Regions from separate parts of the Mus musculus genome. Here all the other regions are linked to region 3. A link is a loop called in an ENCODE intact Hi-C map of the cell type or tissue named here. Cell type or tissue: gastrocnemius. All regions are shown on one strand.

Region 1 (2,500 bases), 61 kb before region 3:
CAGAATGCTCAAAACCATACACAATGAAGTTAGCTGTCAGGAGCAATCTAAGAAAGGCTAAGGCTAGCAGGTGGTCTTCCTGGAGGTGGCCTGCCCTTTTTTGCATAGCCTAAGATAGATGAGCTCTGAGAGGCAAGGTCCCAAGAAACTTCTCCTCAGGATTGCTTCTTGTTGCTGGTACATTTTCCTATTACTATCACATAGCCTCTGGATTCCTGGCCTCAGGCCACACTGTTGGACAGATCTCCTGCAGATCAACATAGAGATGAACTTTGATGAATTAATGCTGTTTAGATAAATTAGTGATTTTATAGAGTTCTTGATTTGATTTAAATACTTTTAGGAAGAAAGCATTAATAGATGTTTTGGTTGTTTGCTAGAAAGATGTAACAAAGTTAGAATCCAGAATAGAATGTGCCTGCTTCTCATACAGTAAGTAAAGGCTGCATAATAAGACTACAATGAGCTTTCATACTACACTAAAAGGAGAGGTGGGTGTGGGACGAATTTGTGTTCAAGGAAAAGCATTTGGATTCAAGGATGAAGCCACAGGTGTGCACCATGATAAGGTAAGGGCATGTGAAAACTGTTGCTTTGAACTTAAAATGAGCTTACAGAAGGAAACAGGGCTCTGAACTTTTAGTATCAACATTCTTTTGTTACTCCTGTTTTGTATAACATCTTATCTGGGGTAATTTTCTAAGAACTTTGTCTATAAAAAGTCCAGAGAAAAGAAATAAAGATGATGGGTAGTTTGTGGGGGCTCTACTCCATCCATCCATCCAAATGTATATCTGTCTGTATATGTATATATATATATATATATATATATATATATATATATATATAGATGTAGATGTAGATGTAGATGTAGATGTAGATGTAGATGTAGATGTAGATGTAGATGTAGATGTAGATGTAGATGTATATATGTATATATGTATATATATGTATATATGTATATATGTATATATATGTATATATATGTATATATATGTATATATATGTATATATATATGTATATATATGTATATATATGTATATATATACACTGAAGAGTTAAAAGAGGTCAGAATTTCTTGCTGGACATCCTCACCAGCCACAGATAAGTTTTGTTCCATCAGAAGTATTGACCCAATAAATTGCCCAGTCACTGTCACCAGACCTCATTTGCTCCCATTATCTGCCTTTCAGACCTGGAAACCCTATAGATGCTGGGAAAGTCACTGTAAGTCAGCCTACTACCCCATTCCACTATCTGAAGGCCACCCCTCAGAGCAGTCTTGGGCCATCCTTTATATAGATAGCATAACAGGAAGTCTATGCACAAAGAAGGAAATGGTATTCTAATAGCCACACTTGCATTTTACATATACAAATTTATTTTTGTATTATTTTATGGTTCAAATAGTATTCAGTATAACATTTTAGGTAGTTCTCTGTCTTGAGAGTTTTGGTCATTTTCAATCTTCATGTTTCAATTAGACACAATAATAAATCAAATAACTCCGTTCAAACCATTTTACACTGGGATTATCAGATTGAAAGGATAAATACCTAACAGTGGGTTGCCGGGTCAGTGGGTTTATTTATTTTTGAATCTTTATGATTCAAATTTTTTAAGTTTATAGTAGTGCTGAGTATACTCTTGCTTCACAAGGCATCTTCTGGGACATTTCCTGTTGTCACTAATATTAATTGGGGTTTTTAACCCCACCTTAGATCATTTACCTCCCAGAAAAAAGGCACAAAAACTTCTAAATTTATAATAAGTCTTAGACGACACTAGAGCTGGCAGATATCTAGCCTCTACGCTATTAGTATCTACACCCCTATCAATAACCCTGAGTTATAACTTGCCATGTTTCACCTGGGCCACTCTTTCTTCAATTGGCCAGCCCTCATGGCTATGTTTTCATGACTCACTCACCCCACTTACGTCTTTCCACTTTCTCCCTCCTTCTCCTCTTGTGTCTCAGACCCCAAGCCCAAGAATCGAAATTCTACCTACCTCTTTTCTGCCCAGCTATAGGCCGTAGGCCTCTTTATTCAACCAATAGTTTTAAATTAAGGAGTAAGTTTACATATCATATCTTGGTATACATGAGGATTTCCTGGTGCCTGGAGGCAACCAGACCTTGGGGGCCAGTATTTATCATTACAGTTCATAGCAACAGACCAAGTCTCAGCAATTTCCACCAACAAAACTGAAACTGTGTGTTCATTAAATAGTGAACTTCCTCTTCCTATAGTCACTGGCAGCTACCTCTCTGTCTCTCTTCTCTCTGTGCGTGTGCTGCTTCTGGGAGTGGAATCACAGACCGTTTCTCTTTTCGTAGCTGGTTTACTTCACTTAACTTGGTGTCATTAAGGTTCACCCATGCTGGAGCCAGTGCCAGAATTTCCTAAGACTAACAATGCCTTGTATGATTATCAGTGAACGTGTTATCTTCTCTGGACATGATATACAAATATCTCTCCAAGATCTCATTTTTAAAAC
Region 2 (2,500 bases), 260 kb before region 3:
AGAACCTCAGCCTGTTTCAAGGCACGGAAGTCCCGCCTTCTCTCCTGTCAGCTATAGGCTGATCAGCTCTTTATTGACCAATCAGAAGACGATGAAGAACAATGTTTTACAAAAAAAACAAAACAAAAACCGAGTCAGGAAATACTTCTTAATAAGGACAATAGCCAATGAAGGAGCTAGAGAAAGTAGCCAAAGAGCTGAAGGGGTCTGCAGCCCCATAGGAGAAACAACCATATGAACTAACCAGTACCCCCAGAGCTCCTTGGGACTAAAGCACCAATCAAAGAAAACACATGGTGGAACTTGTGGCTCTAGCTGTATATGTAGCAGAGGATGGCCTAGTCGGCCATCAATGAGAGGACAAGTCCTGTAAAGGTTCTATGCCTCAGTATAGGGGAATGCCAGGACCAGGAATGGGAGTGGGTGGGTTGGGGAGCACGGGGAGGGGGGAGGGGGTTTTCGGAGGGGAAACTAGGAAAGGGGATAACATTTGAAATGTAAATAAAGAAAATATCTAATTATACATATATGTAAATTAATATTATAGCAAGTCCTGGCTGCATCCAGGTCTCTGGGTGCAGATATTAGCATTTGAATACACAGTGCACAAAAACACCCCCTGCAAGTAGCATTTGTCGATGAGTGTAAATATAAATATTCAGAAGGCAGTTTGAGAAGTGTGGAGTGCTTCCTGAGTTTTTAGATCCTCCTCACTCAAGAACTATACTTCTTTGTATTGCTTAACCCGAAGCCAGCACAACATGCACACTTTTTAGGCAATAACAATGTGAACGAATAGGTATAGTTTTCTTCCTGAGCGAAAACCGAATTTAGAATAGTTTAGTCGTGATTGCTCTCTCCATTCTTAGGTTATTATCATCTAGTGTTTAGTCTCTTTAAAATTTGAGAGTGCAGGTGCTGAAGAGGCCAGCAGAGGGCAGTGGGTCCCCTGGAGTGGATGTTACCCGCAGTTGTAAGCCACCCAAATTGGGTCCTCAGGCTCAGCAAAGCATTCTTAACTGTTGAGCAGTCTCTCCTCTAATGCTTTAGTCACACTACTGTTTTACAAGGTTAGTGTGGGTAGCTATGTACTGGTTAGATTCTTTGCTCATCATGAACTATTTGTATCCTCCACCCCTTTGGGGATTTCAATATTCTTCGGAAAGTGTGTGTGTGTGTGTGCACTTTCTCTCTTACTCCTATTTAATTTTAGATTTTAGTCTTTTTTGACAGTATCTTTCTCAAGAATGCTGTCTTCCTTGTATTGATTACCTTAAACTTAAAACTTAGGAGTTTTATGATCACAGTCTGACCAGTGATGTTTTCATTTCTGTTTACGCTTACTGGATTTTCTCCTCGTGTTGGTTAGCCTTTAGTTTTATTTGGGCTTAATTTGTGGCAGTTCTGTAATGCTTGGCTCCAGTTTGTGTCTCTTTAGAGAAAATGATTTATTTCTGACCAATGTCCCAGGGGTTATTTTCAATTTGGAACCATGTTTCATGCTAATATATCAAATCCAGCTGCAAAGATCATAGATTTCAGGTGGATTCCATAAACAGTTAAAGCAGGCATGGCAGCTGGTCTTTGCTTACCAGTTCTTTGGGGGAGGGTTTATTTTTATTCCAACGGCATTATAATGTGTAGTATGTGCCTCTGTTGGATAAGTGTGGTGACTGTCTCCTGTGTCTGCATAGGCTTACAGAGCTCATTTGTCATGAAACCATCCCTATTGCCTTCCAGACACTTGTACCAGGAGTGCTTGTCAGTCTGGATTTATAAACTTTCTTTACTTAAAAAAAAATTCAAGTTATGTTTAAAATTTGTTTTAGTATTTATTGATGTTTTGTATCAAGAATATTTTTTCCCAATCTGCTACTTATCCAGAGATGGAAACCAGATGGGTTTATTGAGCTTTCCTAAGAATATCATAACTTTAGGAAAATGCAGTTCATCTTAGCAATTATTAAATGAGTTCTGTGTTTTAGCTACTATTTAGAGAAAGATCACTAGCTTTCTTCCAGAATACTTCCTTCATGCAGAAAACAAGCATGCTCATCTTTTTGCTATCTTTCTGTAGCTATCAGTTTGAACTATCACATGATCATATTTTCAAGTGGTTTATATAAAACTTTCTACAGAGTTTGCAGCTCAATAGTAATAAAATATTGTAAAGAACTATGAACAGAGACTACATTATAGAGTTCCACCTAGTACTTTGTTTAATTCACTGTAAGAATATAGTTTATGATGCAGCTTTAAAAAAATTCCCAGATTTATGTTTATAAGAGTCTGAGGAAGCCGGGCAGTGGTGACGCACGCCTTTAATCCCAGCATTTGGGAGGCAGAGGCAGGCAGATTTCTGAGTTCGAGGCCAGCCTGGTCTACAGAGTGAGTTCCAGGACAGCCAGGGCTATACAGAGAAACCCTGTCTCGAAAAAACAAAAAAACAAAAAACAAAAACAAACAAACCAAACCAAAACAAAGAAAACATTCCTCCCTT
Region 3 (2,500 bases):
TTGTAGCCTTCAGGCAGGTTTGTTCAGTTAGGAGAGAACAAGGGTTATTTGAATATGAGGCTAAGAGTTAACATGTACTCACTCTAGTATGTGGCATGTATTACCATAACAAAATCCAGTCTTGTCCCAGCAATGCCATGCGAAAATGAAAATCTAAAAAAAAAAAAAAGTAAAACAGGTTAAATGTAATCTGTCAACATTGTGACATTATTTACAAATGTAAAAAATTGAACGTCCCTCGGAGCTCTTGACTCTAGCTGCATATGTATCAAAAGATGGCCTAGTCGGCCATCACTGGAAAGAGAGGCCCATTGGACACGCAAACTTTATATGCCCCAGTACAGGGGAACGCCAGGGCCAAAAAGTGGGAGTGGGTGGGTAGGGGAGTGGGGGGGGGTATGGGGGACTTTTGGGATAGCATTGGAAATGTAATTGAGGAAAATACGTAATAAAAAAATTTTAAAAAAATTAAAAATTGAACGTCATCTGAAGTTTTGAAAAGCTGGTTGTCTTTCAGCAGGTTGTATTCCTGTATTCTGTTGCCTGGCATCAACTCTGGAGTCCCCATACCTGTCACAGCCAGAACTGTGCTGGGGGGAAGTACTTATCTCTGGTTTTTGTTTTTGTTTTTTGTTTTTTGTTTTTTGTTTTTTGTTTGTTTTTGCACAACCTGGCAAAACTATGGAGCGTAGAAATGTGTGTAGATTCCTGCATAGGATAGGCCTGGTGTGTGATAAATAATGCTTAGAATCATTTTATCATAGTATCTCCTCCCAATAGAAAACCCTGAGAATAACTATTCAATTACTAATTGTGGAATCTGTTTAGCAACTAGGAAAACATTATGTAATTTCGACAAAAATACACTCAACCATGCATATGCAGTTAATATAATTTTACTAAGCATACATGGAAGAATGAAAGGACCACCATGGTACACAGTGTTATTCTTTGAGAATAGAAGAGTGCACCTTTTAAAGGAAATAAAAGTCCCTGTTTCTTAAAGGAGAAATTCCTTAATAGGAATACAACCAGCCTTCACAGTCCTAGATAACTAACCATTCTGTTTGTTCAAAGAAAACGCCATTTTGTATCTATTTAAAGAGAAGACTGCAAGCCCTTATCTTGGGTTCATGTTAGTTACCACCATTGTTTCCTTCATCAGCAATGGCTGGCAGCACTCAAACACCCCCTGGTGGCAGCATGCCCAAAGTGCTGTGTAGCAGGTGAAGGGAAAAGATAAGTCTAAGGACCAAGTGGTAAATACTCAAAACTGAAAAAAGTCAGCTTGAATCTGTGCTCATTTATATTAGGTTCCATGTGTCAGGCATCATGAAACTATCATTAATGTACATCATTACCAATGAAAATATGCTAGAATAAAACCTGATGCACAGATGTGTGTCTACCCGTGGCTCCTTGTTCCTGGATCTTCTAATTGGTAGGATCGGTTTGATTCAGTATGACCACAATGCTCCACCCAGCCCAAATCTCATCATAGAGTTAAGTGATTCTAGATGCTTTAAGTCTGGCTGTGTTCTCTTGCTGACCAGACACAGCATTGCATGGAGAAGGCGCTGCGATGATAAGACTGCAGCAGGGGGTGGAATCGTTGGAGAAGGGGAAGCGTCAGATAGCCCTGTGATCAGGCATCAGAGCTTGAGTGAGTCTAATGGCGCTTTTCCTGTCCACTCTAGCCCTTTGAAGGAGAGGCAGGGCAGTATTAGATGGAATTATTTTCCATCTTTCACCCAGAAAGTCAGAGCCAACTAGACTTGGGTGTTTTAATTCTCCCAGGCTGCTTAGATTCTGATAAAACCCTCCAAGTTTACCCTAGAGATCAACAGAGAAAAATCCAACTCTTCTGAGCTTCCTGATGAGGGGTTAGACAAAGCTTATGGATATAAACTAGTTGCTCATGAACTTCCTGGCTTACCCTCAAGCTGCATATTTGTAGATCTGATCCCACACAGCCCGCAGAAACTTTGAGAACTAGCTAAGTGGTCAGTCAGCTCTCCAGGTCCCAACAGGAAAGCTCTAGCTAGCAATGCAAAGGTGCTGAAAATTAAATCAGTCTAAAAACCATAGTTGCCAGCAGCATTGGCTGGATCTTTTGACCTGACCTGAACTGAACCATGTCTACTAAAGCCAAAATATTAACTGTTTTCATGTTTCTGAGTAAAGCCTAGAATCCCATCACATAACCATTCAACAGTTTTCCCATATGAAGAACCAGGCAAAGAGAGCTCAGCTTGCCTAAGAGACAGCAGATGTCAGCCTGCATGCTAGAGGTTCCTGAGTTAAGTGACAAAGACCTCCCTGCAGCTTTTACATGCACACACCAAAAAACAACTCCAAACATCAAGACTAACGGAGGAACAAAAGTCTCAGAAGCTGCATCTTAAGAAGAACATCTCTCGATGTCATTTATTTCCAGCTGATTCAGTTTTTCACTACAAAAGTAACCCCAAAACACAGTCTTAGATGCAGCCAAATACTT

Evidence for each region. Peaks named below come from ENCODE experiments on the same cell type or tissue, not always from the same donor. Only the 100,000 strongest peaks of a DNase experiment are listed, where the experiment ranks them.
Region 1: a loop joins it to region 3, with 2.3 times the contacts of the local background. A loop is called at or near these places in 9 of 42 quality-filtered maps.
Region 2: a loop joins it to region 3, with 9 times the contacts of the local background. A loop is called at or near these places in 12 of 42 quality-filtered maps.

What each region holds. Positions count from the first base shown.
Region 1 is chr5:21,386,331-21,388,830 of GRCm38, reverse strand. The region is part of intron 2 of Ccdc146 (coiled-coil domain containing 146); the gene reads left to right. Among named protein-coding and RNA genes, the nearest start is that of Fgl2, 15 kb to the right of the region's middle. In gastrocnemius, no CTCF peak of the experiment used is centred here; no DNase peak of the experiment used is centred here.
Region 2 is chr5:21,585,431-21,587,930 of GRCm38, reverse strand. The region is part of intron 7 of Fbxl13 (F-box and leucine-rich repeat protein 13); the gene reads left to right. Among named protein-coding and RNA genes, the nearest start is that of Lrrc17, 43 kb to the right of the region's middle. In gastrocnemius, a CTCF peak has its summit at 940 (motif pointing right); a DNase peak (open chromatin) is centred at 956.
Region 3 is chr5:21,325,380-21,327,879 of GRCm38, reverse strand. The region is part of intron 4 of Ccdc146 (coiled-coil domain containing 146); the gene reads left to right. Among named protein-coding and RNA genes, the nearest start is that of Fgl2, 46 kb to the left of the region's middle. In gastrocnemius, a CTCF peak has its summit at 1,189 (motif pointing left); a DNase peak (open chromatin) is centred at 1,196; H3K27ac peaks cover 1,124 bases.